Regions from separate parts of the Homo sapiens genome. Here region 1 is linked to region 2. A link is a loop called in an ENCODE intact Hi-C map of the cell type or tissue named here. Cell type or tissue: mammary epithelial cell. All regions are shown on one strand. Region 1 overlaps CADM2 (cell adhesion molecule 2). Region 2 has its middle 320 kb from the start of LINC00971.

The links. Peaks named below come from ENCODE experiments on the same cell type or tissue, not always from the same donor. Only the 100,000 strongest peaks of a DNase experiment are listed, where the experiment ranks them.
Region 1: it touches region 2 in a loop (17-fold over the local background); 2 of 110 quality-filtered maps call a loop at or near these places.

What each region holds. Positions count from the first base shown.
Region 1 is chr3:85,191,526-85,196,525 of GRCh38, reverse strand. All of the region lies in intron 1 of CADM2 (cell adhesion molecule 2), which reads right to left. Among named protein-coding and RNA genes, the nearest start is that of SNORA95, 130 kb to the right of the region's middle. In mammary epithelial cell, a CTCF peak has its summit at 2,761; no DNase peak of the experiment used is centred here.
Region 2 is chr3:84,545,067-84,550,066 of GRCh38, reverse strand. No RefSeq gene overlaps it. Among named protein-coding and RNA genes, the nearest start is that of LINC00971, 320 kb to the left of the region's middle. RefSeq lists enhancers at 1,133-1,687, 1,688-2,243 and a silencer at 1,913-1,972. In mammary epithelial cell, a CTCF peak has its summit at 1,992 (motif pointing left); no DNase peak of the experiment used is centred here.

The DNA of each region.
Region 1 (5,000 bases), 650 kb before region 2:
TAGCTTTGGGAAATAATTATTAAAATTTAACTACTCTCCTGATGAGTCATAATTTTAAAATAGTATCATCTTATAAATTATAACAAGGTAGGCATTTGATTATACTTCAGGATGTAACTCATAACAAACTGATGGAAGAGATCCTAGAAAACAGTAGTCATTGCCTCTTTAAGATCTGAATATATTCCACAAGCTACCAGAAAGCTACAATTTATTTTTATTTTTGTTAACACAAAATAAAACCTTGTACAGTCAATTCATGAAGCCACCTCATAAATTTGACACTAATTTTAAATTATGATTAATAATAACATGTTTAAAATGAAGGCAAATTGTCATAAGACGAGCTGGAGGTAGAAAAAAGTTTGGCAATTCAAACTCTCCAGCACATTTACCAATCTGAATATTCAACAATTGAAAATCACTAATACTAAGTAAACCAGCTGCTGGGGACACTCTAACCCAGCATAAAGATTTTCCATGTGCATAATTGTCAGACTCAGATTAAATTTTTATCCAGGAAAGAGTAGTATTCAAGATGACTTGGGTAAATTGTCTGATTAATTTTGTAAACAAAAATAAAATAACTTTATTCCTCACTGTATTTCAAATATTGCAATAGCTCTGTTTAAAATGACAACTGTTTCATTATATCTAGATAATATTTCATTTTCCATTGCATTTTATCAATTAATAAATAAAACACTATTTTAGGTGAGGAAATGATACTTAGCCCTTTTATTTTACATACCTTTTGGAAAAAATCTGAATAGAAAATTGCAAGCATAAAAGAAACTTTCTATAAACTTTGGAGTTTTAGGCACATACTTGTCACTCAGCTTTTTAACACATGTATGTAAATTTATAGCCTACTTTGTTGCAGACTTCAAGCTCAAATTTTATAACTAGATATTGTGGCTCTACTGACATTTTTTGAATCAATTACAAAATGTGTGTGTGTGTGTGTGTGTGTGTGTGTGTGTCTTGCTGGTTTTCATGGTTTACACATATTGTCAAAATATATATTTTTATTATGAAATAACTGTCTCAGAGTCTCACAGGTGAGGTCATAGCTTACATGGGAGACACAGAGGTTTCATAGTACCCAGGTTTTACCTGATGGGACTCAAGAGAGCCTCTGGCATTCCTTAAAACTGCTCATAGATATGGTGTACAAAGACCCAGAAAGATAGAAAACGCAATTTTGACTAATGAGAGGCAGGAGACTTGAAAAAGCCAATACATAGTTTTTTAACTGGACTCTACAGAAATTAAATAACTTATATAACATCACTTAGTCAAACAATTCAACTACAATTTAAATTCCAAGTCTTACTATAAAAGTAATGCTTTCTCAATACATCATGTTGCCTCTTGACATGTTTTGGGCATGAACCCTTGTATATATGCAAGACTTTGAGTACTTTTGCCACTAAATCCATATTTCAGTAGATTTTAAACTGCTTCTCAAAGTTCAGGTTTCGTCAGGACCACTAATTGGACCGGTTAAAAATGCAGAGCCAGGCACAATAGCATGCACCTGTAGTCTTAGCCACTCAGGAGGCTGAGGCAGGAGGATTGCTTTAGCCCAGGAGTTCATTTTTTTTTAAACAAAAATACAGAATCTGGAACTACTTCTATTTCAAGATTTTTTTTTAATATTTGTTGATTCTAATGCAGGTAGTCCTCAAGTTGAACTTGGAAAAACTGTAATATTATGCATCCTGGAATAATGGGATCACGACACTTCTTAATCTATGTAAGAATGCTGCTGAGAAAACTGTAATTCCTGGGTAGCAAGTATGGTGGTTCTAATGGATGAGGATTCTAAAGTCCCCATAACAATAATAGATTTCTTTCTGCCACAGATTCTATGACCTAGATTCTTATTTATCTTCCCTCTGCCTCCTCATTTTTTAGCCTTATTTCTATTCTTTATTCACGTCTTTCCTTCATTCACACTCTAGTGAAATATAGGCATTTTCTAGATCTCCATCATTAGAAATAAATTCTCTTTTCTTAGATTTTCAAGATTGCCACCATCATCACAACTGTTCTAACAAGCATTTCTTGGTCTGTTTGGTCTGCCCAAGTTAATCACCTCCTGCCAGTCCACCATTTTTTCTTTGCTAAATGAATTATGATCATGTCACCCTCCTATATAAAACTTCTCATTAGTTTCCCAATGTTTTAAGACATACTCAGTAGTCTACGCTGTTCAACAAAGCTCTACGGTTTCTATTCCTTCTCTTGAGCCTTGTCTTGCAACATCCTGCCCCACACTCTCTCTGGTCCAGAATAATTGAACTTTTTAAAGACCCTCTTACCTAGCGCACTTACATATGCAACAAAACTTTGCAAAAGCGCTTCCTTCTCCCACAACCCCTGCTTTATGAAAACCACTCTTCTCTTCTTTCACCAACATATCCTCCAGATTTTAGTTCATAAACTACTTCTTTAGGAAGGCTTCTCTGACTTCCCTGCCTGGGTAAAATCCCTGTTATACAAACCACTTGGCAACACTTTTGCAACTGCCACTTTATATTTTGACATAATTATTTGATTATCATCAGTCTCCCCACAAATGGACTTTAAATTAAACAGGGTCAGACCATGTCCGCACGACAGCATTGGCTCTCCTTGAGCCCTCCTAGGTAGCATTTGGCATGTTTTAGGTTTTCAGTTCATACATTTGTTGAATGCATGAAACATTAAAAGATCCTTTATGTCACTAGGGAGTTAGGAATTACATTGTGGACAATAGAGGGAGACATTTTGTAAGCTAGGGCCCAATATGATCAAATCTGCAATGCAGAAAGAAGCTTCATAGCAATTAGAGATCACATTGGAGTGAGGAGTGACTGTAAAAACCTAGGGTAGGAAAAGTGAGACCCTCTATCCATTGCTAACTTTTTTTGTCTGGAAAGCAGCAATGGATAGAGGGTGAGGAGTGAGGATCCTAGTATTTGAATAAAATGTGGGCATAATGTGAATCACTGATAAATTGTTGTATATGCAGGAATTAGAATGAGACTATCAGGAAAATCTATCACATAAAGAGAGCAGATTTTAGATAAATTATAAACTCATTGTTGAAAATTATGAGTTATCCATGAAAAGCTTTTACAATTTTTTAGATAGATCTGCTAAATTTTTTAAGATTTTTTAGATAGATTTTTAGATACAAATTTTTTAGATAGACTCCTTAAAGTCTATCATCATCAGCATAAAGACACACATAAAGACCAGAGAAAATGATCTATCATATCCTTGATATCATTCTTTCTAGCTATCCAGTTAAAAATGAAGTCAGACAACTAATTTACAAAGTCCTATGAATCTTTCAGAAAATGTCTCATATATCCCATATATACCCTATATTTTAATACTTTTCTGTCATATCAAGACTTCCTACTTGGAAATGTAGTCACACTTCTTCTTTATTTATACCATTGTGATTTCTGGAACTTCAGACATTCATTACTTTAGGCTTAAAAAGCCAAAGCATCTCCCTTTCTGGATAGCTTCTGCATCTCTTAAATCTCCTGCCTATAATCCATCATTTATACTTGCATCATTTATATTTCCAGAAGAATCTCCTTAAATGCTGTTTTAATCTTAAAAGAATCTGTAATATTTCTCTATTGTCTTGATCACCTTGGTCAAATTTGGACTTTTTAAGGCCCTTGTAAATATACCCATCTTATTTCTCTGTTATCTAACATTAACCCTGTAGTAAGTTAAATCTTGTAGTTACACCTTTTCTCTTGCTCCATGTCAGTCTGGTACTTTAAGTAGCAAGATAAAAATCATACTTCCCACCTCCCGCACAAATCTTTCCAATTTTTCCCATTTCACATTGATCTTCATTTTTATGGATTTTTTATAGGTTACTATTTTTAAACTTTATATATATATATATATATGAATTCATATATATGTGTGTGTATATGTACATATATATATATTCACTTTTAAGACTTTTTTGGGGTTCCTTCCTACTTCTCCACTTCTTGGTATCTCACCGGGTATGGCTCAAGGCACTTAGCACATGGCAGGTGTTCAGTAAGCTGTCTTTGCAATGGCTAAGGAAAGATGAGCTCTTGTGAACATCTAAGAGAACAATTTTTTAAAAATAAGGTCTAGAATATATGTCTTTATCTTAATGTCAACATGACATACAGAAATCCACTACTGAGCTAAAGAGAAAGATGAGTGCTGTGTTTACCAAATAATTGAATTCTAAGACTTTTATTTAAATGTTGAGGAAGAAGCATTAGAATCTTCCAGTAAAGAGCTGCTTCATATCTTGAAAATTAAATTTTGTGTGTCCTAATTACACCATTTAGTACACCATAAAGTTGATTTGACAGGCCCCTAATCTCTATGCTTCTTTCTAGACAATTTGATGTCTTTTTTTTTTACTATGAATGATTTATTATAAGTTGTCAATAAATATATCATTTTACAGGTAAAATTTTATTTCATTTGAACAACTGAGTTTATGAGACATTGTCCAACAGAGTTGGATTGAGCTTTGTGTGGTTAAAAAAATACACACACACACACACACACACACAACTGTTTCATCTTATTACTCTCTATTCAGAGGCAGTTCTACAAGATGAGGTTGCTGACCCTACATGTGGAAGCCTTCTGAAAACTACAGGCTTTGAATTAGTTTAGAATAAACACCTCCAGAAATTAACAAAACATTGTATCTGATGACTGGTATTTGAACAAATTAGATCATCATTGCCTATCAGGGTTCTGAATTCAGGGATGATTTGTGCCCCAGCTGTCAGATGGAACATTAATACACTCACTTATTCCTTTGTTTATGTATTTGACAACTATTTGGATGTATAGTGGATCCCCTTCTCTGATGGTGTTTATAATTAGAGCTGCTGGTTTACATTAGACACTGTGACTGCAGTCAAACCGTCATCTATTTGGAGCCAAACTTGCTGACAGGTTCACAATCCCAACTTTGAGTAAAT
Region 2 (5,000 bases):
CAATGAAGACATACCTGAGACTGGGTAATTTATAAAGGAAAGAGGTTTAATTGATTCATAGTTCTTATACAGCTGGGGAGGCCTCACACTCATGGCGATAGGCGAATGACGAGCAAAGTCACCTCTTACATGGTAGCAGGCAAGAGAGAAGACGTGCAGAACAGAAGGGGGAAAAGCGCCTTATAAAACCATCAGATCTTGTGAGAACTCATTATCACAAGAACATCATTAGGGTAACCACCTCCATGATTAAATTGCCTCCCACAGAGTCCCTCCCACCACATGTGGGGGTTATGGGAACTACAATTCAAGATGAGATTTGGGTGGGGACACTGCCAAACCATATTAATGTGTTATTGGTATTTCTCTCTTGACAGTTTATCTTAAAATGTTTATTAGTGTTTAAAAATTTTGTATAAAAATGTTCAATATTAAACTGTTTATATTATAAAAAACAAAAGATAATATAAATTTTTTGTTCTAAAAATCACACTACATGCAACTGTCTACAATGTAGCCATTAAAAGTATGTATTAATTGATTTAAATGTAAGTTATGTATTAAAATAAAAGTAGATTATATAATGAAAGATATAACAGGATCTCATTTATAGTGTATTTGAAATTTAAAGTATATCTCTTTTTATAAAGCATCTCTATCATTTATACCTATTTAAAAATCACCATTTGGCAACCTTCAGAGTAAAGATTAATGCAGAAATATATTTGTGAATGTGTACTAAAACTGGTGTGTAAAATATTTGATGAGGAATAAGTTATTACACAAAGGATTTCCCCATGAAATAGGTACTCAAAATGGAAAAAACAACAACAACCCAATTTTGCAATGATAAAGGCTACTAGAGAGCACCTTAATCAAGCTGTCAAAGTTAACATCAAGAATGATGGTAGAGAAGGGGGACAAGATAACCGACTAGACCCAGCCAGGAAGCGCTGCCTTCACCAAGAGAGAGCAAAATATCATGTAAACCAACATAATTTGAGCAGGTATTCAATTCAGAGGATGAAGAAGCAATGCAAACTCCGAGGCTGAAGAGGGAGAAAGCTAGAAATCCTGTGCTGGGGACTCAAATGCTAGGGCTAGTTCCCAGCCCCAGAGGGCTCCTGGGAAATGGGTGAGTGAAGGGACTGAGGGACAGCCCATTCTTGCCACAGACTGCTGGTTTCTTAATTACAGAGGATTCCATGTCCCCATTGGATATTTCAGCTTGCAGGGGATCTGCCCAAGAGTAGGAGGAGTCAGAGCTTCGGCCGGCATGGAGCCCAAGGGCTTTTGTTCATGGAACAGTTTCTGCGGAATGTGGCTATAGGTGCCCATCCCCCTAGCGGCCACCATCGTCCTCCAAGAAACTCTAGTAGCAGCTGACTGCGGGCCAGGAGAGAGCAAAGTCAGTTTCTACCTGAGGACAGGGGCACATCTGTTCTGCCGGCACTCCTGAATGCCAGTCCCTTCCAAGGTCCCTCCCTGGCCATACCGCAAGAGTGTGTGCACAGCGCACACTCCACAGCCCAGCCTGGGTGATTTGCTCCCAATATTCCCAGCAACGTGGGAGCCCTTTGGATTCCCAGAGCAGCTGGGCCAGTTTCACGTCCCAGGGCTGTTGCATACAGCTCGCAAGGGCTGAACCAAGGTCTGTGGCTGGCATCCAAGTGGGGGAGAAGGCCCCACTCTCAGAGCACTGTGAGGAGTGAGATGCATGGGTTCATGGGACGGTGCAGGACGGGAGCATACCTCCTTCCGCAGTGCCAGTCCAGAAAAGGTGTGGCCTATCTTCTTGGAGCGGCCTGTTTGGCCCAAAACACCAAAGGAAATGCAGGTGTGGCGCCAGTGACTGGGGCCGGAGGGGGGTCTCCAAAGGCCCAGAGTTGACCTGGTCAGAGGACATCTCTCCCTTCCCACTGCAGAGCAGGCCTGGGAATGCAGAGAAATACGAAAGAGCTGCACGGCCGAGTAACAGCCTACAGACCGTTAATTTTAAGCGCCATCTACTGGATTACATCTCAAACTACAATACCTAAAGTATTGAGTGACTGTGTAACACCCCTGTGAAACCAAGGGCAAAAATCCAACCACAAAGATCCTATACAGAGCTTTGGCCCTCTGAAAGCACCTGGATAAGAACCTGACTGACTGTACTCAACTAACCCCACAATTAAGGGAACACCAGCTCTCCCAGAAAGAGAATCAGCACAAGAATTCTGGCAATTCAAAAAGCCAAAGCATTCCTTTGTCTCTAAATGAGCCCACTAGCTTTCCAGCAATGATTCTTAACCAGACTGAAATGACAGAAATGACAGACATAGAGTTTAGAATCTGTACGGTAAGTAAGCTCATCGATATTCAGGAGTAACATAAAATGCAATCCAAAGAAGCCAGGAAACCCAGTATAATGATCTCCAGGAGCTGATGACAAAATAGGCATTTAAAGAAAGAACTGAAAAATTCACTACAAGAATTTCATAATATAATCACAAGTATTAATTGCAGGAAAAAAAAACTGAGGAAAGAATCTCAGAGATTGAAGAACTGTTCTTTAAATCAACTCAGTCAGATAAAAATAAAAAAGAAAGAATATTGAAAAATAAACAACATCTCTGAGAAATACGGGATTATGCAAAGAGATAAGACCTATGACTCACTGGCATTCCTGAGAGAGAAGGAGAGAGAGTAAGTGACTTGGAAACATATTGGAGGGGATAGTCCATGAACATTTCACTAATCTCAATAGAGAGGGTGACATACAAATTCAAGAATAAAGAGAACCGAGGCTAGATACTATAAAAGTCGACCATCTCCAAGGCACATAATCATAAGGTTCACAAAGGTCAATGTGAAAGAAACATTCTTAAAAGAAGATAGAAAGGTTAGGCCACATACAGTGGGAACCCTATCAGGATAGCAGCCAACATCTCAGCAGAAACCTTACAAGCTAGAAGAGATTGGGGTTTATTTCCAGCATCCTTGAAGAAAAGAAATTACAACCAAGAATTTCATATTCCATCAAACTAAGCCTCATAGGCAAAAGAGAAATGAAATTCTTCTCAAACAAACAAATGCTGAGGGAATCCATTACAACTAGAAAAGCCTTACAAGTGGTCCTTAAGGCAGTACTAAACATGGAATCAAAAGAATAACACCTGCTATCACAAAAACACACTTAAGCACATAGCCAAAAGGCACTGTGAAGCAAATACACAATCAGCTTTCCATAAGAACCAGCTAATAGCATAATGACAGGATCAAAGTCTCACATAGCAGTACTAAAACTGAATGTAAGTCGCCTAAATGCCCCCATTTAAAATATACAGAGTGGTAAGCTGTATTTTTAAAAAAGAGACAAGATCCAACCATTTGGTATTTTCAAAAGACCCACTTAATATGTAATAGCATCCACAAGTTCAAAGTAAAGGGATAGAGAAAGACTTACCTTGCAAATAGAAAAAGAAAAAGTGTTGGAGTTGCTATTCTTATATCAGATAAAACAGACTTTAAACCAATAACAATTAAGAAGGAAGAAGAAGGGCTACGTAATGATAAAAGGTACAATTCAACAAGAAGACGTAACTATCCTAAATAGATATGCATCCAGCATTGAAGCACCAAGATTTATAAAACAAGTTTTTCTTGAAATACAAAAGATGTAGATAACTAAACAATAATAGAGGAAGATTTCAAAGCCTCACTATCAGCTTTAGACACATCACTGAGGCAGAAAACTAGCAAAGACATTTTGGACTTGAACTCAACACTTGATTAATTGGACCTAATAAATATCTACAGATTATCCCACCCAACAAACACATAATATGCATTCTTCTCATCTGCACACAAAACGTACTCTAAGATTGACCACATGCTCAGTTATAAACCAAGTCTCAAAAAATTAAAAAGAAATAAAATTACACTAAGCACAGTCTTGCACCATAGTGAAATATAAATAAAAATCAATATCAAGCATATCTCTCACAACAAGACAAACACATGAAAATTAAACAACTTGCTCAGAATAACTCCTAGGTGAACATCAAAATTAAGACAGAAATGTAAATATTATTTGAAATTAATTAAAACAGGGACATTACTTAGCAAACTCTCTGGTATGAAGCTAAAACAATGTTAAGAGGAAAGTTTACAGTACTAAAGGCCTTCATCAAGAAGTTAAAAAGATCTCAAATTAACAATCTAACTCTACACATAGAGGAACTAGAATGAAAGAGAGCAAACTAATCCTAAAACTAGCAGAAGAAAAGAAATAACTAAAATTAGAGAAGCACTGAATAAAACTGAGTTGCAAAAATCAATAAAAATAATCAATTAAACCAAGAGTTGGGTCTTGGAAGAACAGACAAAATTGAGAGACTTCTACCTTAATTAACACAGAAAAAAATAGGAGATCAAAATAAATACAATATGAAATGACTGATGATGATATAACTGATCTCAAAGAAATACAGAAGGTCACAGAGATTATTATGGACAACTCTATGCACACAAATTAGAAAATCTGGAAGAAAAGGATATATTCCTAGAAATGCAAAACCTCCCAAGATTGTACGAAGAGGAAAATGAGAACCTGAACAGACCAATAACAAGTTACAAAATTGAATCAGGATTAAGAAAAAACATACCAACCAACCAAAAAAAAAAAAAAAGAGTCCTCAGTCTGGTAGATTCACTGTCAAATTCTGTTAGAAGGAAGAACTGACACCAGTTTTACTGAATGTATTCCAAAAATTGAAGAGGGACTCTTCTACTCATTCAATGAAACCAGCATCAGCCTGATACCAAAATATGGTAGAGACACAATGGAAAAAGTAACAAAAACTTCAGGCCAATATCCCTGATGAATATAGGTACAAAAATCTTCAACAAAACATTATCAAACTAAATCCAGCAGCACATAAAAAACGTTAATGCACCACAATCAAGTAAGCATTATTCCTGGTATGCAATGATGGTTCAACGTTCACAAATCAATA